Linked DNA regions of Homo sapiens: all the other regions are linked to region 3. A link is an interaction called in ENCODE POLR2A ChIA-PET data of the cell type or tissue named here. Cell type or tissue: OCI-LY7. All regions are shown on one strand. Links, peaks and the distances in the headings refer to the core of each region. The heading gives the core; the rest is flanking DNA.

The links. Peaks named below come from ENCODE experiments on the same cell type or tissue, not always from the same donor. Only the 100,000 strongest peaks of a DNase experiment are listed, where the experiment ranks them.
Region 1: POLR2A ChIA-PET joins it to region 3 with 7 read pairs; 2 of 35 experiments call an interaction of 5 or more read pairs at or near these places.
Region 2: POLR2A ChIA-PET joins it to region 3 with 7 read pairs; 4 of 35 experiments call an interaction of 5 or more read pairs at or near these places.

What each region holds. Positions count from the first base shown.
Region 1 is chr12:31,377,910-31,385,436 of GRCh38, reverse strand. It overlaps DENND5B (DENN domain containing 5B), which reads left to right. Exons shown (of 21, transcript NM_144973.4): 21 at 1-3,211. Among named protein-coding and RNA genes, the nearest start is that of LINC02387, 12 kb to the right of the region's middle. In OCI-LY7, for the core only: no CTCF peak of the experiment used is centred there; no DNase peak of the experiment used is centred there.
Region 2 is chr12:32,206,100-32,213,626 of GRCh38, reverse strand. All of the region lies in intron 1 of BICD1 (BICD cargo adaptor 1), which reads right to left. Among named protein-coding and RNA genes, the nearest start is that of BICD1-AS1, 100 kb to the right of the region's middle. In OCI-LY7, for the core only: no CTCF peak of the experiment used is centred there; no DNase peak of the experiment used is centred there; H3K27ac peaks cover 1,311 bases.
Region 3 is chr12:32,110,004-32,117,530 of GRCh38, reverse strand. All of the region lies in intron 1 of BICD1 (BICD cargo adaptor 1), which reads right to left. Among named protein-coding and RNA genes, the nearest start is that of BICD1-AS1, 6.3 kb to the right of the region's middle. In OCI-LY7, for the core only: no CTCF peak of the experiment used is centred there; DNase peaks (open chromatin) are centred at 1,660 and 2,980; H3K4me3 peaks cover 1,510 bases; H3K27ac peaks cover 2,198 bases.

The DNA.
Region 1 (7,527 bases), core at 1,607-6,606, 730 kb after region 3:
TGGGGGATGACTTAGGTTAATGTGCTAGGATTGACACACCTCATCCAGCCTTCTTACTTTGTGGATGGGAACACTTAAGGAATAGAGAGATTAAATCTTACACTTACCCCACAGCTGGTTACTGACAACACAAGCTCTAGAATTCATGTTTGTTTGTTTGTTTTATTTCACCAGGCTGCATGAGACTGACCTTCCGGCATTCTTACTAATAGTCTTTCTATTATACTATTGGATCTTTATTCATCCACCTATACAAGTAGGAAATAAGGATGAATATTCATTTAGAAGAATTAATATTCATATTAACACATTGCTCTCAGATTATTGGGAATTAACATCTTGTAAAAACTGGGAGCAGGCCAGGTACGGTGGCTAACGCCTGTAATCCTGACACTTTGGGAGTCTGAGGCGGGTGGTTCATCTGAGGTCAGTCGGGAGTTCAAGACCAGACTGGCCAACATGGTGAAACCCCGTCTCTACTAAAAAAAAAAAATAGACAAAAATTAGCGGGGGGGTGGTGGCAGGGCCTGTAATTCCAGCTACTCAGGAGGCTGAAGCAGGAGAATCGTTTAAACACAGGAGGTGGAGGTTGCAGTGAGCCGAGATTGTGCCACTGCACTCCAACCTGGGTGACAAGAGCGAGACTCCGTCTCAAAAAAAAAAAAAGAAAAAAACTGCAGCCAAAGTTGGATTTGCGGCCTATGAATAAAACCATTACTTTAAAAAGTAATACCCCCAAAAAAGTTACACCTGAAGTTTCATCTTCATGCCTTTGTGTAATATTACTATAATGGTGAAATGATGATTTAAAAAAAACACATCAGAACTGACACATCCTCTTGGATGATGGGTCCTTCAGTCACCTTGTGAGCCCATGTACTTATTCCGTTGATACAGCCTGTGCTATAAACATGTGGGGCCCTCCTTGTGTGAGCTGCTTGAATGGCCAGTACCCCCATTCTTTTGAATATTCCCAATGGCAGTCAATCTTGGCCTTTAAGAATAAATTTAAATATTTGGAAATAGTCCTTAGGATCCAAGTTTGATCAATGAAAAGGATGCTTAAGCTGAGTTTGGGGTCACATAAGAAGTGCAGTTATAAAGAAATAAGACATGTTGGGCATGGCAGTACACACCTGTAGTCCCAGCTGCTTGGGAAGCCAAGGCAGGAGGATCACTTCAACCCAGGAGTTTGAGTCCAGCCTGGGTAACATAGGGAAACCCCATCTCAAAAAAACAAAACAAAGGACTTAGTTTTTATGTGGCTCATAAGTGTCTCTAAGTTATACCAAAAGTTTGAGCACAACAGTAGTAGCAGAATGCTTAGAATAAATGCTTGACTTTTAAGCTGACTTTTGGAAGGACCATACCCACATAGAGGCATCTTTTCTGCTGTGGTAATTTTTTAAATTAATACATTGCTTTAGGATTACATCTCAAAGTAAATAAAAAAATCAATATTTAATTTGTTTTTTTCCTGCAAATAAATTAAATGCTGGGACCATAATGATTATTTTTGCATAGTAATAGCTGGTGAAGAAGTTGTTTTAAAATTAAATTGCCAAAAGTATTACCTCTTGAAAAATTTATTTTCCCAAAGTTTTTCATATGTCATGAAACCCCTAATCTTGACCTTTATGACACAGTGGCATTACACTGATGTTGGAAGCATGTGTGAGATCTGTGCCCTGGTCGGGAGTCATATGCCTTAAAAATGACTGCGAGTCAGTGTGAAGTAGTATAAAGTGGAGTCCTACGTGGGAAAAAGCAGGCTACTGAGGACAAAAACCTCCCAACCCTCCCCACCTTGTTTTCCACTGGGAATGAGAATTTGATATGAGAAACTTCAACCTTGCAGAAGTGTGGATTTCCCTCTGAAATTTAAATGTTTCACACATTTTTGTACCTTTTGTAACCTTGTGGTATTTACTTTCACATGGCTTTTTAAAAAATTATTTTAATGAACTTCTATCACACTATATGAATGATATGGGGGAAATACTGAACTGCTCATATTTCCTTTTTTGGCAATAAAGCACTGTTATATGTAAATGTAAGTGAAAAAGAGGTTCAAGACTATACAACAGCTTATGTGTAGTATATGTTGACATCCCTAAGGTATTTTGAAACATGAGGTGACAGACAAGGACCTCAAATTTCCAGGGAAATATTTATTTCACAACATTAGGAGTGTAGCTCTTCATAATGAAATATCTTCTTTCTGCTAAAGATTACAATTTTTCATTTAGGGAACTGTGAATATTTTCTGTGAGGTTTACAGAAACTAGTGTATCCTTTTCACTATGTTGAAAAGACAATCTGAACTTTAGCTATTTATATTTCAGTATTAACACACCTTCACTGATTGAGAGTCTTGAGCCCTTCTCTACTTTTATAAAGTGAATCCTATTTCCAAGTCATCCATGTCTTTTGAAGTCTGTTTCTTATATAAGTATTTATTACTTTACTGTTTAGCATAAATAGGAGACAGAAAAGGATAATAAACTACTAGGTCCTTTATTCCTATTAAAATAAATTTATAAATCCCTTGAATCAACTGAATTCTAAGCTTTTTGAAGAGGTTGCTGATGTAGTGTGATCAAAAGAATCTAAGGAGAACCTCCTCTCCAAAATCTGATTGGAGCTGTTCACCCTCTCAAGGACAAGATAAAGATTGACTTCAGAGATATATCACATCAAGCTAGAGGAAAAAAAAAAAACCTCAAATAAAATTTTTCCTCATTCGAAGGGATCCAGGGTATCCTTGGGTTATGTAGGAGGGAATCATATTTGTTCTAATTTACCTGAATGTACTTGTGTGTGAATCCAATCTTGATTCTAAACACCAAATCTTGTCAACAGTAGAGAAGTATAGTAAGGAGTTCCTGTTGTCAATCAAATGAGGGTGTGAAACATTTAGAATGCTCTGTGTTACACTTGAACCATGTATAAATGTAACCTGTGTATCTTTTTTTTAATTAGCTTTTCTGAATTTAAATTATATTGTTTTTCTTTGTATTGTTAGCAAAATGCATCAGAACTGGATTTTTTTTCTCATCTGAACATAATATAAAATTTGAAAGAGTATTGTGATATTAAGCACTTTAACATACATATCAGACAAACTGACGTGGGTTTTTCAGGTTTGGGAGTACATTTAAATATGACTTTTCATGCTTTGTTCTTTACAAATAAAACTGTGGGATTGATACTTTGTTTTGCTTCATTGTTGTAGAATCTTGATAGTGTTTCATAGGATAAGAGACTTCAGAAAGCAGAGAGATCAAACCAAAACCATTATGTAGAAAAAAAGAGCCTTCTGAGTAAGGGGTGAAAATTTGAACCCTACCTCACACCATACAGAAAAATCAATTCTTGGTGGCTTAGCAACCTAAATGTGAAAGATGAAACATAATTTTTAGGAGAAAATACAAAATGTACTTATTAACTTGGGAAAGGGAAGTTTTCTTAAGACATTTAAATTATAAAGGATAAGTGATAAATTTGACTATGTTCACAGGTGTTTTGCTATAAAAAAATTGACTATATAAAAATTAAGAATTTCTGGTCATCAAAATATATCATTAAAAAGGAGAAGGCCTGTAATCCCAGCATTTTGGGAGGCCAAGGCGAGTGCATCACTTGAGGTCAGGAGTTCAAGACCAGCCTGGCCAACATGGCAAAACCCTGTCTCTCCTAAAAATACAAAAATTAGCTGGGTGTGGTGACAGGTGCCTGTAATCCCAGCTACTCGGGAGGCTGAGGCAGGAGAATCGCTTGAACCCGGGAGGCGGAGGTTGCAGTAGCTGAGATCATGCCACTGCACTACAGCGTGGGGGACAGGAGTGAGACTTCATCTCAAAAAAACAAAACAAAAACCATGAAATTCTTTTTTTTTTTTTTTTTTTTTTTTTTTTTGAGACGGAGTCTCACTCTGTCACCAGGCTGGAGTGCAGTGGTGCAATCTTGGCTCACTGCAACTTCCACCTCCCAGGTTCAAGTGATTCTCCTGTCTCAGCCTCACGAGTAGCTGGGACTACAGGTGCGTGCCACCATGCCTGGCTAATTTTTTGTATTTTTAGTAGAGATGGGGTTTCACCATATTAGCCAGGATGGTCTCGATCTCCTGACCTCGTGATCTGCCCAACTCGGCCTCCCAAAGTGCTGGGATTACAGGCGTGAGCCACTGTGCCCGGCCCTAAAATACACGTTAAATTATTGCTCTCATAGTTTATATTCCAGTGGAGGAGTTACATAATAAACATACGTAATAAATATAGTAATTAGATAGCAATAATAGTGGCGGGATGCAGTGGCTCACGCCTGTAATCCCAGCACTTTGGGAGGCCATGGAGGGTGGATCACAAGGTCAGGAGTTCGAGACCAGCCTGGCCAACATGGTGAAAACGTCTTTACTAAAAATACAAAAATTAGCCAGGCGTGGTGGCATGCACCTGTAATCCCAGCTACTCGGGAGGTTGAGGCAGAAGAATTGCTTGAACCTGGGAGGCGGAGGTTGCAGTGAGCCAAGATTGTGCCACTGCACTCCAGCCTGGGTGACAGAGCAAGACTGTCTCAAAAAAAAATAAATAATAATAGCAAATGGCCGGGTGTGGTGGCTCATGCCTGTAATCCCAACAGTTTGGGAGGCTGAGGCAGGCAGATCTCTTGAGGCCAGGAGTTCAAGACCAGCCTGACCAACATGGTGAAACCTCATCTCTACTAAAAATACAAATATTAGCCAGGTTTAGTGGTGGGCGCCTGTAATTCCAGCTACTGGGGAGACTGAGGCAGAAGAATTGCTTGAACATGGGAGGCAGAGGCTACAGTGAGCCGAGATCATGCAACTGCACTCCAGCCTGGACAATAGAGTGAGAATCTGCTCAAAAAAATAAAAATAAAAAATAAAATAACAGCAGAGAAGAGGGATTGAAAGTATAGTTGGGGCTGCTGACTACAATTAATGGGTTGCTAGGGAAGGCCTTACTGAAAAATGGAGTTGCCTTTAACTGAGATTGGAAAAGCTGTAAAAGAAAACAAGTTTGGCTGGGCACGGTGGCTCATGCCTGTAATCCCAGCACTCTGGGAGGCCAAGGCAGGCGGATCACCTGAAGTCAGGAGTTCAGGACCAGCCTGGCCAACATGGTGAAACCCCGTCTCTACTAAAAATACAAAAAACTAGCTGGGCGTGGTGGTACACACTTGTAATCCCAGCTACTCGAGAGGCTGAGGCTGGAGAATCACTTGAACCCGGGAGGTGGAGGTTGCAGTAAGCCAAGATCGCACCATTGCACTTCAGACTGGGGGACAAGAGCGAGACTTCATCTCAAAAAAAAAAAAGGAAAAAAAGAAAAGAAAAGTTTGTGGGAGGAGCATCAAGAGCTACTTTTGGGGATAACAAATTTGCGATGCTTTTGAGACACCTTTTAGACATCCAGATAGAGATGCTGGGTAAGCATCTGCACATATGGATTGGGAGTTCAGGAGAGAATAATAGTGTATTCATCACGGTCCAATCAGGAGACAGAAACCACACAGCAATTTGAACTGGGGTAGTTGAATGTAAAGAATAATGTAGGCTGGGCGTGGTGGGTCACGCCTGTAATCCCAGCACTTTGGGAGGCCAAGGTGGGTAGATCATGAGGTCAGGAGTTTGAGACCAGCCTGAACAACATGGTGAAACCCTATCTCTACTAAAAATACAAAAAGTAGCCAGGCGTGGTGGCGCGTGCCTGTAACCCCAGCTACTCTGGAGGCTGAGGGAGGAGAATTGCTTGAAGCCGGGAGGCGGAGGTTGCAGTGAGCCGAGATCGCACCACTGCACTCCAGCCTGGGCAACAGAGAGGGACTGTCTCAAAAAAAAAAAAAAAAGTATAATGTATTAGGGTTCTCCAGAGAAACAGAACTAATAGGATATGTTATAGATAGAGAAACATTTTAAGGAATTGGCTCACACAATTGTGGAGGCCTGGGGAGTCTAAATCTTTATTGTGGGCCATCAGGTTGGAGACTCAGGGAAGAGACAGTTCAAGCCAAAAGGCAGTCTGCTGGCAGAATTTCTTCTTGCTCAGGAGGAAGTCAGTCTTTTTTATATTAACTCCTTAAACTGGATGAGGCCCACCCATATTACGGATAGTAATTTGCTTTACTCGAAGTCCACCAATTAAAATGTTAATCTCGCCAGGCACTGTAATCCCAGCACTTTGGGAGGCCGAGGTGGGTGGATCACAGGGTCAGGAGTTCGAGACCAGCCTCACCAACATGGTGAAACGTCGCCTCTACTAAAAATACAAAAATTAGATGGGCATGATGGCACACGCCTGTAATCCCAGCTACTCAGGAGGCTGAGGCAGGAGAATCGCTTGAACCCAGGAGGCAAAGGTTGCAGTGAGCCGAGATCATGCCACAGCACTCCAGCCTGGGTGACAGAGCAAGGCTCCATCACAAAAAAAAACAAAAAACAAAACCATTAATCTCATCCAAAAACACCTTCATAGTAGTATCCAGAATAATGTTTGACCAAGTTTCTGGGCACCCTGGCCCAGTTAAGTTGAACTAAGATTACCTATCACAAACAATAACAAGAAATTGGAATAATGGAGGATCTGATGCCAGGTGATGAAAACAAAACTCTTAATATAAGAAAAACATTTATAGGGAACAGCCATTAACTATAGGGCTGAGTTGGCTGGGCGCCGTGGCTCACATCTGTAATCCCAGCACTTTGGGAGGCTGAGGCGGGCGGATCACGAGGTCAGGAGATCGAGATCATCATGGCTAACATGGTGAAACCCCATCTCTACTAAAAATTAAAAAACTTAGCCAGGCATAGTGGCGCATGCCTGTAGTCCCAGCTACTCTGGAGGCTGAGGCAGGGGAATCGCTTGAACCCAGGAGGCAGAGGTTGCTGTGAGCAGAGATCACACCACTACACTCCAGCCTGGGCAACAGAGTGAGACTCCGTCCCCCCCAAAACAAAAACAAAAACAAAAAACAAAAAAAACCGATAGGCCTGAGTCAAGGCAAATCTAAATGAGCCCCCTCTGCCTGAGGTTGAACCAGACCCTGACAGAGGGTACAACCTTCTCTCTGGGTGGCAAAGAAGTTTACTGAGGCTGGGCACAGCGGCTCACACCTGTAATCTCAACACTGTGGGAGGCTGAGGCAGTCGGATTGCTTGAGCCTAGGAGTTCGAGACTAGCCTGGGCAACATAGCAAAACCCCGTCTCTACTAAAAATACAAAATATTAGCCTGGCGTGGTGGCACGTGCCTGTGTTCCCAGCTACCTGCAGGGCTGAGGTGAGAGGATTGCTTGAGCCCCAGAGGTGAAGGTTGCAGTGAGCCGAGATCGTGCCACTGCACTCCTGTCTGGGCAATAGAGTGAGACCCAGTCTCAAAAAAATAAAAATGAGTTTACTGAGACATTTAAAATAAGTGGACTTGTTTGGAATCTGCCCCCAGGTGCCAAGGACACATCCATGAGGAGGTGCCATACTCCAGAACTTGCTGGGACACCACAGAGGAAA
Region 2 (7,527 bases), core at 1,607-6,606, 95 kb before region 3:
GTCAGGAGTTCAAGACCAGCCTGGCCAACATGGCAAAACCCTGTCTGTACTAAAAATACAAAAATTAGCCAGGCGTGGTGGTGTGTGCCTGTGGTCCCAGCTACACGGGAGGCTGAGGCAGGAGAATCACTTGAACCCGAGAGACGGAGGTTGCAGTGAGCTGAGATTGTGCCACTGCACTCCAGGCAGGGCAACAGATGGAGACCCCTTCTCCAAAACAAAAACAAAAACAACAACAACAAAAAACATTGGGAAGGGCACAACATCACTTCAGTGGTATTGTTGTCAAAAATGCATAAGCTAATTCTTATCCTAAGAAAACATCAGACAAACCCAAACTGGGGACATTGTACAAAATCACTGGTCGGGACTCTTCAAAAGTATTAAGTCGTGAAAATTATAGAAAGACTCCTCCGGACTAGATGAGACTAACAAGACGTGACAAGTAAGTGTTGTATGGGATTCTAGATTGGATCCTGGACTTTAAAAAGGACACTAGTAGGACAATCGGCAAACTGAAATAAGTTATTTAGGTTAGTTAGTGATGCTATTGTATCAACGTCAATTTCTGTTTCCTTCACTGTACTATGATTATGTAAGATGGTAACATCTGGGGAAGCTGTATCAAGGGTACATGAAAATCAGTGTAGTATTTTGGGGCAACTTTTTTCTAAGTCTGAAGTTATCAGAAAGTTTTGTTATTTCAAACAAAAAGTTAAAAAATAAATAAATGTAGTCTCTGCCTTAAAAGAGTTGATAGATTTGGTGAAACACTGGCACACAGAGTTATATAAGAACATAAGGACATGAACACCAAGGAGATACTATATTCAATGAGAAGTACGGTGGCTTTCTGGCATAACTTGTGATTTTATTACATTTTGAAATTTAAAATGTCACGGTAGGCTGGACACGGTGGCTCACGCCTGTAATCCCAGCACTTTGGGAGGCTGAGGTGGTGGATCACTTGAGGTCAGGCGTTCGAAACCAGTCTGGCCAACGTGGCAAAACCCCGTCTCTGTTAAAATACAAAGATTAGCTGGGCGTGCTTGTGCATGCCTGTAATCCCAGCTACTTGGGTGGCTGAGGCAGGAGAATCACTTGAATCTGGGAGATGGAGGTTGCAGTGAGCCGAGATCATGCCACTGCACTCCAGCCTGGGCAACAAAGCAAGACTCTGTCTCAAAAATAAAATAAAATAAAATGTCACAGCATATTGCTTCTGGGCTACGCTATCATCTATGAAAAGATTAGGCTGGAATTAACCTGTGAAACTTAGTTTCACATTTGTTATAAACCTTAAGGCAGAAAAGATTATGTGTTAATCATTGTAAGAAACAACTTATAAAAAACAAGCTGGTACTCCTCCCTAAATTACACTCACAGAAACAGAAATTAAAACAAAAACAAAAACAAAAAAACACTGAAAACCCATGTCTTAGTTAAACTGCCTTAGAATCTTGACACGGATCAAAATCAAAAGATGGTCCCTAAGCATCAGTGAGACAGAAATATTCCAGTATCGATGTCCATCTGTACATACAGAGTAAAATATTCCTGGTGCCTGGCTTGTTCAGTCTCTCGACAGAAATTCTTATTTGAGTAGTCAGATTTCCAGATGTGGTGATAAGCACAGGTACTCATGAATAGATGAGAAATTATCTTTGCAGATGATGTTGACTTTGCTCTTGCATCAGTAATGATCAGATTCTGTGAGGTCAATTCTGAATTCAGTATCCATTAAAAGGCCTCTGGAGGGGAAGGTTCTGACAGCCTCTCTCCCTCTCCCCACAGTGGCCTGCTGAGTCTTCAACAGATCATCATCCTGCAAAGGATCCCTCACTATATAGTCAAGTATTAGTACAATTTAAAATTAGCATGAACTGTGTGTCAAGAACCCCAGCTGGCTTTTTTTTTTTTTTCACAACTGTTTCCCCATTTCTATGTACAGGAAACTGGAAATGTCTGTCACAGGGCCATTTTCTTCACTCTGCCTGAGTAAAAGCAATAATTTGGCCATTCTGTGGCTCTCGTATTTTTCGCAGCACACAGGCAATGCTCTCTTGGCAGCTAAAACAACCCCTAAAGTCTTAAGAGCAAGTGAATTTATTGTTCCACCCTTGATTTAAAGTTTTCAAAAATTGTACTCTGGATCTAGCACCAAAGGAGATAAACATTTCAGATGTAGACCCAGAATAGATTTTCAAAAAAGAATCAAGAATTGAAATTGCAAATATCCAAATGTTGATAAATCCTCCATTCATATTTATTCCAGTTTCAGAAACCTTAACTGAACATATGGGTTTCCAAAATTAGCCATGATATTTATGAAGAACTTGGCCCTTCACTGGACCTGATTTGAAAAACAATGAAAGTATATGAGGTTATCCAAGGACACTAACCATCATGTTTTTTACTTGAAATAGCAAAATAACACCAATCCTGCCCAAGCTAGAGGTGCCTCATGATCTGCATTTGCAAATCCACTGAGAACTAAGAACTAACACTACTCAGAAAATGGCTGCTTTTAAGAAAGGGAGGGTGAAGGAGAAAACACTCCTATTTTAATCTAATTCCTAATTGTCAGCAACTAGAATTGGGCATGACACCCAACTGACATCTATCATCTGGCTGCTTGTTAAAGCTGATTTACCCGACTCGTCTGGCTCCACCAGGTACCTCCTTTCACCATCACCTCCTGAGTATCTCCTGACAAAGCCAGGCCCAATAGAAAGGAAACAATGTTTTTCAAGGTTACTGAAGCTGCATCTTTGGCTGAAATCACAAAACTAGCTTCAATCTGTATTTATAGGAGATATAGGGTAGTCGTGCTTCTAGTTATATTTTGTTCAGATTGCAAATTCTTTTTAGGTACTGCAATCATTTCATGGGTAATTTTTGTTTAAAATAAGTTGAAGTAAACTGACATTTTTCTATATACTTTTAGAATGTATTATGATTTCCTATCATGTCTGTAGCTATAATTGCACAATATTACTTTTAGTATATTCCATTGCATGGAGCAAATTTGCTTTAAATTAGATGTGACTGTAAGTCCAGTTAGCTATGTAATAAGTACTTTGTTTTCTCCTTCTACTTACATGACTTCTTAATGCAAAGAAAATTGATATTTTCTGTGTTCATATTCAGGATGATACGTTAATTGATAAACAGAAATTTCGTACCCATTATTCTTCATAATATAAAAGATAAAAGAAATAAAATTTTGACTAGTATATTTAATATCATTTTATCTTTAAAATGTTCTCTTTGATCACAGAATTTTCGTTCTTTCATCTCAAAAACTGTGGCAGAACGTGTACTAGGTCACCCAGGGACATTAGACAAAATACTTTTGATTTGAAACTGCAAAATAATACTAAAATTCATTCATTCATTTGTTGTTCATTCACTCGGCAAGTATTTACAAAGCACTGTACTATGTCAGGCACTGCTTTAGGCACTGAGGATTCAGCTATGTTCTGGGAAAACAAAAAAAAAAAACTCTGTGATCCAGAGCATGTATTCTAGTGGAACATAAACAAATCAATAGGTGCATGGCATGGCATAGTGTTGAAAAAGTTAAGGCAAGAGCATAGGCTAGCAGTGCCCAGTGGAACTTTCTGCGATGACGTATCTGTGTTGCCAATATGCCCAGTTGCCACACATGGCTACTGAGCTTTTGAAATGTGGCTGGTATGACCAAAGTACTGAATTTTTTATTTTGTCATTTAATTAATTTTAATTGTCATATATGGCTAGTGACTACTATGTTGGACAGGGATAGAGGGCAACCCAGATGCGTTCGGTGGGAACCTCATATAGAAAGGGCAGTCAGGGAAGAGGTGACCTTTGGGCAGAGACTGGAACAAAGTGAGGGAGTGACCTAGAACCTGGCCTTTCCCTCAGAGAAGAAAGCTTAGATATAAGTGTTGCTAAGCAAGAATTACAGCACTGCCATGACGCCTCTTTAAAGACAATCACTGGCAGTTCTTTACAGTCTCTTCTAAAGTATTTTAAGATCTGAGTGCTCCAGAGGATATTCAGATATAATTTAACTTGTAGGAAGAAAAGGGTTGGCTAGTGGCCTGACATGGTACCCTATCCTCCCCAATGAACTAGTTTACTTTATTTGAACATATAACAAAAATTATCTGACCAATTACCTTTCTGTTGCCTCAGCTGCCAGGAAATTCAGCATTAAATGCTCAACAGCAATAACGAAAATACCTTAAGGTTTTGTATAATTATCTCTGTTTTCTCTACATTGTTCTGCATTTTTTTGTGTTTATCCCATTGTATTGGTTTCTTCTACTTCAAATATTTTTGGAGTAGAAAGCATATGAGTTATAATCACATCAAATGGTTAAAATGATGCTTAATTACTGTTTGTTTTAAATGAAGTATTAATAAAAATCCTTATTAAGGCATGGAATTTGAGAGTTTAAGAGGTATGAAAGCTCTTCTAATGATTCATCCTTATTCCACTGAAAAACACTGAGCCCAGACTGGGCGCGGTGGCTCACGTCTGTAATCCCAGCAGTTTGGGAGGCTGAGGCAGGTGGATCACCTAAGGTCCACCTGACCAACATAGTGAAACCCCATCTCTATTAAAAATACAAAAATTAGCCGGCTGTGATGGCAGGTGCTTGTAATCCCAGCTACTCTGAAGGCTGAGGCAGGAGAATCGCAGGAGAATCGCTTGAACCCAGGAGGCAGGGTTGCAGTGAGCTGAGATTGCACCACTGCACTGCAGCCTGGGCAACAACGTGAGATACTGTCTCAAAAAAAAAGAAAAAAATAAAAAGAAAGAAAACACTGAGCCCAAATGATCTGATGAAGCACAAAAAATAGGAAGAACCTAGCTAAACATGTTAGAACTGACTGAGAAGTGTCTCTCAAACTACTGCTGCATATTCCAGCAGCAAAGAGTCTTAGAGAGTAGATTCAATTAGAAAAGAAGAGCTCACAGGAGGCCAGGCAACTCAGAAGTACCCAGCCAGGAGAAACCAGTTTCCATGATGCGTATGGCTCAAAAGTTAATAGGAGACATGAGGCCTCCCTGACAGACTCAAGCCTGATCCTTGAAAGGGCAGATGTACTCATAAAAGGCCAAAAGAGGTTAAGAGTGTGGGCTCCTGAGGTGGACCAACTCTGCCACTTACTGTGTGACATTGGGCAAATTACATAACATTCTGTGACTCCATTTTTTCATCTGTAAAATGGGGATAATAATAGCTTCTTTCTCATACTGCCACGAGGCTTAAAAGAGAAAATCTATGTATCACTTGGAACAGACCTTGGTATAAATATAGTAAGTACTCAATGACTGTTGGCTATTATTAGCAGAAAGACGACGTGCTTTGGAATCAAATCCATTGGGGTTTAATGCAAATGCATCTGGGTTTAAATCTGCCTCCTCTGAAATGTTTGGCAAGGTTTTTAAGTTCTATGTTTCAGTTACCTCATGTGTAAAATGAGAATAATAACATCTACCTTAAAGGTAAAAACAGCCTAGTCCTAAAAGGCAAGGATATCAGATAAGAGATATAAAATTCGTACCAAAATGCCTTGGACACAGTAAATGCTTATTAAATATCAATACCAATCCTCCTCTCTTCTGACCTTGGAAAGTCTCAGATTGAACACTGGCAAGCTGTTGCTTCCTCTGGTGTAAAGGTTTTCCTTGGACTTATCCAAGAATCAGGTGGCCGTTTACCTCATTATGAGAGCAGCTCCCTACTCATTTGTGAAACACTAAACCTCCTGCTAGGAAAGGAGTCCTGATGAATCTTTTTTCTCATTAAGTCATTAAAAATGTACAAAGACAAACACAGAGAAATTTCAAGAGGCATAGGCTCTTACGGTTTATATTAGCAAAGGTTGCAGCTTTTTCTTTTTTCTCTTAATGGGAATTTTCAATTCTTTCTTAACTTCTTCAGTTTTTCTAGCTTTTAACATAACTCCACCCAATTATAAAGTCCGTCCATTTGAGAAACACAGAATATCTAATTACCAATTTTTGATTCTCATTTTGTATTCTGAAAACCATTTTTCAATAATCATAAAAACAAAAGACATGCATTTTAAATGAGATGTTTTTTTAAAAAAAATCTATCACATATTCTTAACTGATTTAATCATCACATTACATGCCTACCGAGTATCATTCAAATAAATAGCATATCATATTTTCCATACTTCTCAACTAAATATTCTGTGATAACCTGGTGTAATACCCCAAGTTTTTCTAAGATAATAGTCAATAGCCTATTACTTAGATTTATATTTACTTAAAGCCTGGATTTTTTTTCTAACCCTGATGGTTTGTAATTGGTACCTCTATTTGCTTAATAAACTCCCTTGTCAACTGTTGAGAGTTTTTTTGTATTTTGTGGTTACATATTGAATATGCACAAAAAATTTATGACAAAATATAAACACAAAATGTAACATTAAAATGAATTCCTATAGTTTAAGAACGGGACCAAGACCCACTAGCCTCAAAGGCCTCTGTCTGTCCTCCTTGGTCCTATCTCTCTCATTGTACCTTCGGCCACTCCCCAAGTAAACACTATCCTGCATTTTGTATCACCATTTTCTTTATAGTTTACCATATATGTATGTTTCTGTAAATAAAATGCTATTTAATATTGTAGTAAAATACTGTTTGTAAAATTCATATGATGAAATCCTTCCATATGCACTCTTTTGCAATTTGCTTTTGGAACTCAACTTTAAATTCCGTTTATTCATTCTGATTAATGTAGCTGCAGCTACATTAATGTAGTAGATAAACTGCAGCTACATCAATGTAGTTTTCATTGTTATAAAGTAGTCTACTGGATATATACTTCATATTAATAATCCATTCTCTTGACAATGGATGATTGGATTGTTTCCAGTCTTTTGCTATTATAAACAATGTAGCTGTGAACACTGTTGGGCATTTAACTTAGGCTAGTACTTTTCAAAATACATTTGCTGAAGGAAGAGTTTTCTTTCCTTCTTTCTTTTTTTTGAGAAGGAGTCTTGCTCTGTCTCCCAGGCTGGAGTGCAGTGGCGTGATCTCGGCTCACTGCAACCTCCATCTCCCAGGTTCAAGTGATTCTCCTACCTCAGCCTCCTGAGTAGCTGGGATTACAGGCATGCACCACCACACCCAGCTAATTTTTGTATTTTTAGTGGATATGAGGTTTCACCTTGTTGGCCAGGCTGGCCTTGAACTCCTGACATCAGGTGATCAGCCCACCTTAGCCTCCCAAAGTGCTGGGATTACAGGCATGAGCCCCTGCTCCCGGCCTGGGAGAGTTTTATTTCTAATCCTTGTGGGCTAATGCTTTTTATTTGTGAAATGCAATAAAAATAAATTACTATATGCATATTCCTACCATGCAATCCAACCATTCCACTCCTAGGTATTTATTTATCCAAGACAAATGAAAGCACGTGATCACATAAAGATTTACACACAAATGTTCATAGCAGCCAAAATGCAAACATTTCAAATATCCATCAATTGGTGAA
Region 3 (7,527 bases), core at 913-5,912:
ATACACTCATCTTAAAGCTTTATATTACCCATTAGTTTTCTTCTGAAAATAAAGCAAAACATAAATCAAAATAAAGTTTTGAGACACTGTGAAAACATTCCAAATGTTTACAGTCATCAAATAGTGTGAAATGCCAAACATTAAAGCAGAACAATTTAACCATGTTGGAAACACTGCTCTGGTGGTGGGAAAAGTATAAAAAACATAAACTTATCAAATTATTTGGAACACCTGGAATGATAAAAATCAAAGAAATCCGAATAAGAATGAACCTTAGAGATCATTCTAGATATACCCCTTCCTAAGGACAACTCCCCATAGAGTATTCTCAGCAAGTGGCTCACTAGCTTCTCCCTTTTGGTGACAGGGAATTCATTACTTCCTAAGAAGACTGCCTCATTCCATTACTAGACAACTACACTTGTCAGAAAGTGATTTATTTTGATCCAAAATCTGGCTCCCAGTGACTCACAGGGCCTTGTTCTGCTCTCTGAAGCCAAGTACAGACGCATCAATGAAAACAAACGTAACATATCAGTTCTATAACATAATAGGTGAGATCAGAAAATATGAATCCAGAAGAAAAGTGAGTTTGGACCAAGTGTTCAAAGAAAAAGGGAACTATGAAATGGTTAAAAAAAAAATGTAGAAGGCCAGGCACAGTAGTTCACACCTACAATCCCAACACTTTGGGAGGCTGAGGTGGGAGAATCACTTGAGCCCAGAAGTTCAAGACCAGCCTGAGCAACATAACAAAACCTCATCTCTGCAAATAATAATTTCTAAAAATTAGTTGGGCCACCTGAGCCTCCAGTAAAAACAAAATCAGGTTAAAAAAAAAAAAAATAGCCAGCATAGTGGTGTGCACCTGTGGTCCCAGCTACTCTGGAGGCTGAGGTGGGAGGATTACTTGAACCTGTGAGGTCAAGGCTGCAGTGGGCTGTAATCGCACCACTGTACTTCAGTCAGAGCGACAGAGTGAGACTCCATCTCAAAATTACATATATATATATATATATAGAGAGAGAGAGAGAGAGAAAGAGAGAGAGAGAGAGAGAGAGAGAGAGACAGACAGACAGACAGACAGACAGAGACAGAGACATAGTACAAGTGCTAAAATAAGGTGGACTATCTTGGCTAGAACTGAGTGACCAGAGTGGAAAAACAAAGGAGAAAAAATACATAAAAGAGTTGATGGAAGATCCCTGAAGTCTAGGTGAAAATTACTGCAACTAGGCAAAACTATTCTGTACTTTGGAAAAATATTGAATGAATTTGAAATGTAAAGGACAGGCAGTAAATAAGCAGAACATGCAGCTCTAAAACACAGCCATCTCAGAGATTTAGAGCTGGTAAAAAAAAATCATAGACATTATGTATTGCAACACCTTAATTTTATAGACTTAATTAAATCCCAAGAGGAAAAGGTATCAATTTCCACTTTCATATTCCCCTCCATTGTAATAACACCTTCACTGAACATTTTCCTCTTTTGTACCCTTTTCTCCCCACCTCCTGCACAGCATGCTGAATCTGAGATGTTGTATAAGATCCTAACTATTTCAAAACTCAGCTTTCAGAGGGCAAAGAAGGGATAACGTAATAAAGCCCAACTGCCTGAATCATCCTGGCTTGCCACCAAGACCCAGAATGGACAGGATGTGGTCACACTGCAGGACTGGCTCTTGCCGGCCATGGAAACTAGCCAGGTATTATGCTGATACACGTATCTCCATCAGCAGCTAACAAGACAAGGAATCAAAATCACTGCTAATTTACCCACAAAACTGTCCATCTTTTCCCCTGGTATCATTCCCCTGGGTCTGCTATTGGGCATCCAAATTCCATCAGTTTCTTTTATGCAAACCTACACCTTTTCCTCTTTCACTTACCATCCATGCTACCCTCAGGGTACCATTTTCACCACCTTCCCACATCCCCAGGGTCACCCAAACTCTGAGCTTCTCGGGTTTTCTTCCCTAATCGGTCTCATTTTCTTCACACTTCACCAGTGCTTTAAAAATGCAGCTTTGTCTCGTAAATACCTGCCTTTTGAAAGGACATACTACTAAATTTAAAACACCAGGCTGCAAGATCCTGTTTTTATAAAAACAAAGGAAGAAAAACAGCAAAAAAAAAAAAACCAAAAACACCACACACACAAAAACCCTGCCTATATGTTTAAAGACATTTAAAACAAGTACAGAAGAATACTCAGCAAAGTGTTAACAACAGAGACAGAACTGTGGGAGAAGAAGGGAAAACTATTAATTTATATATGCTTTTCTCTAGCTTGGAGTACTGCAATAAAAACTGTCATAATTACACAATTTTAATTCTTAAAAAGCAAACTCTTGAAATGAAAAATAGAAAAGGCTGGGTGCAATGGCTCATGCCTGTAATCCCAGCACTTTGGGAGGCTGAGGAGGGAGAATCGCTTGAGGCCAGGAGTTCAAGACCAGCCTGGTCAACATATTGAAACTCCCCCGCCGCCCACACCCCCCACCAAAAGAAAAGAGGAAAAAAACCCACTTAAATTAAAAATGCTAATGCATCTTCAATAAAGATTAAATAAGATTGATAAAGATTAGTCAGTGAGCAGTGAGGACTGTTGCTCCCAGCCCCCATAACCCTAAATGGTGAGTAAGGGCTAATTTTCCACTTAGGCTGCCTTCTTAGACCTTACTGTCCCCAGTCAGCTTTTTTGCCCATCGTTTATTTGTTTTCATTTTTCCTAATTTAGAAAGCAATCAAACTAACTGGTGAAAACATTATTAAATTGTTTATATCCCATATTCTAGAAATTAGGCTTCTATAAAATAACAACCAATTGCACAAATTAATTTTTTTTATTAAATTGAAAGTTAGCCTGTAATCCTAGCACTTTGGGAGGCCAAAACAGGCGGACTGTCCTTAGCTCAAGAGTTCTAGACCAACCTGGCTTACATGGCAAAACCCTGTGTCTACAAAAAAAATACAAAAATTAGTCAGGCATGGCGGTGTGCACCTGTAGTCCCAGCTACTTGGGGGCTGAGGCATGAGGATTGCTTGAGCCCAGGAGGTCAAGGCTGCAGTAAGCCACGATCACACCACTGTACTCCAGCCTAGGTGACAAAATGAGACCCCATCTCAAAAAAAGAAAAAAAAGAAAGTTGAGGATCTGAATCCATCATGCAATGTACGCTTCCCCAGCAAAGAAAACATGAATTAAAAGGACTTATGTGGCTGGGCACAATGGCTCATGCCTGTAATCTCCACACTTTACGAGGGCAAGGCAGGCAGATCGCTCGAGCTCAGGAATTTCAGACCAGCCTGGGCAACATGTTTGAAATCTTCTCTCTACTAAAAGTACAAAAATTAGGCTGGGCGCGGTGGCTCATGCCTATAATCCCAGCACTTTCGGAGGCCAAGGTGGGTGGATCACGAGGTCAGAAGATCAAGACCACTCTGGCCAACATGGTGAAACCCTGTCTCTACTAAAAAAAATACAAAAACTAGCCAGGCGTGGTGGCGCGCGCCTATAATCCCATCTACAGGTGGCTGACGCAGGAGAATCACTTGAACCCGGGAGGCAGAGGTTGCAGTAAGCCGAGATTGCGCCACTGCACTCCAGCCTAGGCGACAGAGCGAGATTCTGTCTTGGAAAAAAAAAAATTATTCAGGCATGGTGGCAGGCACCTGTAGTCCCACCTATTCAGGAGGCTGAGGCAGGAGAATCGCTTGAACCTGGGAGGTGGAGGTTGCAGTGAGCTGAGATCAGACCACTGCACTCCAGCCTGGGTGATAGAGTGAGATTCCAGCTCAAAAAAAAAAAAAAAAATTACCCAAGCATGGTGGTATGCTCCTGTAGTCCCAGTTACTTGGGAGGCTGAGGCAGGAGAATCACTTGAACCCAGGAGGCAAAGGTTGCAGTGGGCTGAGATCATGCCACTGCACTCCAGCTGGGGAAACAGAGGGAGACTCAGTCTCAAAAAAAAATTAGCCAGGCATGGTGGCATGGGTCTGTATTCCCAGCTCCTTGGGAGGCTGAGATGGGAGGATCACTTGAGCCAGGATGGTTAGTTAAGGTTGCGGTGAGCTGTAACAGCACCACTGCACTCCAGCCTGGGTGACAGAGAGAAACCCTGTGTCAAAAACAACAGAAACTCATGTAACTTGAGCATCAATTTCACCCTCTAAAACTGCTCTGCCCCATAATACCTTCCTTTGTAAATAGAACCACCTCCTATCCAGCCTGAGAAGATTCTCAGCTCCACTGTCTTCCTCACTTTCCACATATAGTAACATCCAATGCCTGTTCCACCCTACCTCCCAAATAGCTCTTAGACGTGCCCCCTCCTCACGATCCCTACTGCCACTGTCTGTCCCACCACACAGCCTCAATCCACCCACTATGACCATCACCATAACCTTCTATACTGCACTTGTAGACTTGGCAGAGATATTTCATATTCAAGGTAGTATGATGCAGTGAAAAAAAAGTGGGCTTCTTCCAAGTTTCATCGTTTAGTTTTGTGGCCCTGGGAAGAGACCTAAACCTCTCTAAGACCCAGTTTCCTCTTCTGTATAATGCAAGAAACACCTACCTTGAGTAAGGATTGCTGCATGAATTAGAGGTGAGGCTTGTAAAGAACCTAGTTCTAAATGGAGCCTTGTACCTAAGTCAATGCTTTATTATTTTTATTATCTTCTTATCAGTAAAAATGAGCAGTAAGCCCTCTGAATTGTTTTGAAGACTGGTGAGATTAAACACAGTGACTGTTTCATTTATTTTCAATGGCTCCACATCCCCAAGACAAAATGTGGCCATGGCCCTTTCACAATTGCATCTCCTGCCACTTGACTTTACGTGCATTCTCCTTTAGCGTAATGAATTATTTAATACTAAGACTATGCAGCCCTTCATGCCCTCCTCTCCTCAAAGCCATAATTACAGGTGGAATCTTATGTGTGGGCAAGTCCTTTATGTATATTTCAACATGCAAGTAATTAATTACCGTATTTTCAAATTTGGAAAGCAATATCCATGAGTACAACTATATTTAAGGGGATGATAGGGCAAAATATTTGCAAGCAGAAAGTTCTGAAGAAACCTTCAAACCATCGCTGTCATACATGTTCACATAAACATGGGGAATGTGATAAAAGATGATAAATTCTTGCTAAGTTATATCTGAGAAATAACTTCGCCAGAGACGAAATCTTGATTTCAAATAAAAAGAAGGGGCTGGGCGTGGGGGCTCACGCCTGTAATCCCAGCACTTTGGGAGGCTGAGGCAGGCGGATCACCTGAGGTCGGGAGTTCAAGACCAACCTCACCAACATGAAGAAACGCTATCTCTACTAAAAATACAAAACTGGCCAGGTGTGGTGGCGCATGCCTGTAATCCTAGCTACTCGGGAGGCTGAAGCAGAAGAATCACTTGAACCCAAGAGGCAGAATTTGCGGTGAGCCGAGATCACACCATTGCACTCCAGCCTGGGCAACAAGAGTGAAACTCCATCTCAAAAAAAAAAAAAAAAAAAAAAGGGATAGTGCAAGTTAGAGCAACTGGGTCCAGAAAAAAAGAAATGTGATTGAAAGCGATGATGTTTATTTGTTGAGGTTGTTTGTAAACAGTTTCCAAAAGCATATCTTAATGTATTTTAGATTTTAAGATTAATTTGATAATAAATGTAAATATTTTTTCTTTAAAAACATCGAGACCATCCTGGCTAACAAGGTGAAAGCCCATCTCTACTAAAAATACGAAAAATTAGCCAGGTGTGGTGGTGAATGCGTGTAGTCTCAGCTACTCCGGAGGCTGAGGCAGGAGAATGGCGTGAACCCGGGAGGTGGAGCTTGCAGTGAGCCGAGATCACACCACCGCACTCCAGGCTGGGTGAAAGTGCGAGACTCCATCTCAAAATAAAATAAAATAAAATAAAAAAATAAAAACAATGAGAGAAGTTAAAAATCATAGTTCAGATAGATCAATTAAGTATTAACTGTCTCTTTATGTTTATTCATAGATTGGAAAAGAAATCTGGGGTTTTTCTTGCCATATGATTTTGTGATTTAGAACTTAAAGATATAAAAGAAACTAACAATCTTTCTAAGCATCTGAAGGGAAAACAATTCTGCTTAAAGATGAATCTAGGTAATTTAAGTGGCATTCATCAGGTCACCAATGTGACAAGCTCTAAAACTGTGTAAGTACATATTTTTGTGTTGAATGATTTAACTATAACCCTGAAAAAGAATAGAGTTGGCTCCAAAAGAAAAAGCTGCCCAATGTCCAGAAAGTGCTTCTTCAGCAGCTGGTAACTATCCTTGGTGTCAGGGTTGACAAAATAAGCAAGAAAATGGGTTGAAGCTCATTAGTGCATAGTTTACGGTATCCAAGCTGCAAAACTTTTCTAAAGCTGTCTCACAGATACATTTCCTTTTTAAAATGCCATCAGTAATGCTGAATCATTCCTTTCTAAGGGGCTCTTTTTCAACTTTACAACATTTTAAATTTCAACCATTTTTAAGTTAAAAAAAAACTCTTTTTTTTTATTATTATACTTTAAGTTTTAGGGTACATGTGCACAACGTGCAGATTAGTTACATATGTATACATGTGCCATGCTGGTGTGCTGCACCCATTAACTCGTCATTTAGCATTAGGTATATCTCCTAATGCTATCCATCCCCCCTCCCCCCACCCCACAACAGTCCCCAGAGTGTGATGTTCCCCTTCCTGTGTCCATGTGTTCTCATTGTTCAATTCCCATCTATGAGTGAGAACATGCGGTGTAAAAAAAACTCTTAAGTTTAGATCCAAGGTATTTTTATATATGTATATTTTTAGTTTTCAGGTTATTTTGGAGCTATGACTCTTCTTCAAACACTATTCTGGCCTGGGTGACAGGCGCACAGTGCTGATTTACGTACATCCCAAACATATAATCAGCCAGGCCCTGAACATAACTGGGCATGGGTGACCCTCACTCAGGTCACTGAAGAGCAAGTGTTACTTGTGAAATCACAAAACCAGACTCAAGTATTCTAGTGGACATACTGCTCTGTCCAGCTGCCCAAAGAATCATGAAAAGGAGAACACTTTGATGATGTCAGAAGTCATCCTTTTTTCAAATCCTTAGTACTATTCTTTCAAGTGTGTTCTTCTGTGAGCTGAATTACAGTAGTCCATGCAGAGCACTAAACAACATCAGGCCAGGTCAAAAAACAATTGAGTTGAGGGAAGAAATAACTAGGAAAAAAATTTAATGAATTTCATCTTCTTGATTTTGCACATCTTTAGGCAACACTGCCGACTTGCATTATTGTCACAGCAGTACCTAGCCTGGGAAGGAAGGTAGCAACATTGGTGGGTACTGACTCTGGAAAACAAAATGATCTGCAAAGACTGAGCCATGTTGCTATACTGCAAATTACTAATGTCCAATTTGGACTTAATACAGTAGTTTTCTGTTGACATTCCCATAAACTGGTTCAATTATTTTTAAATAAATCATATTTGTTCAAAAATCCTAGAAATA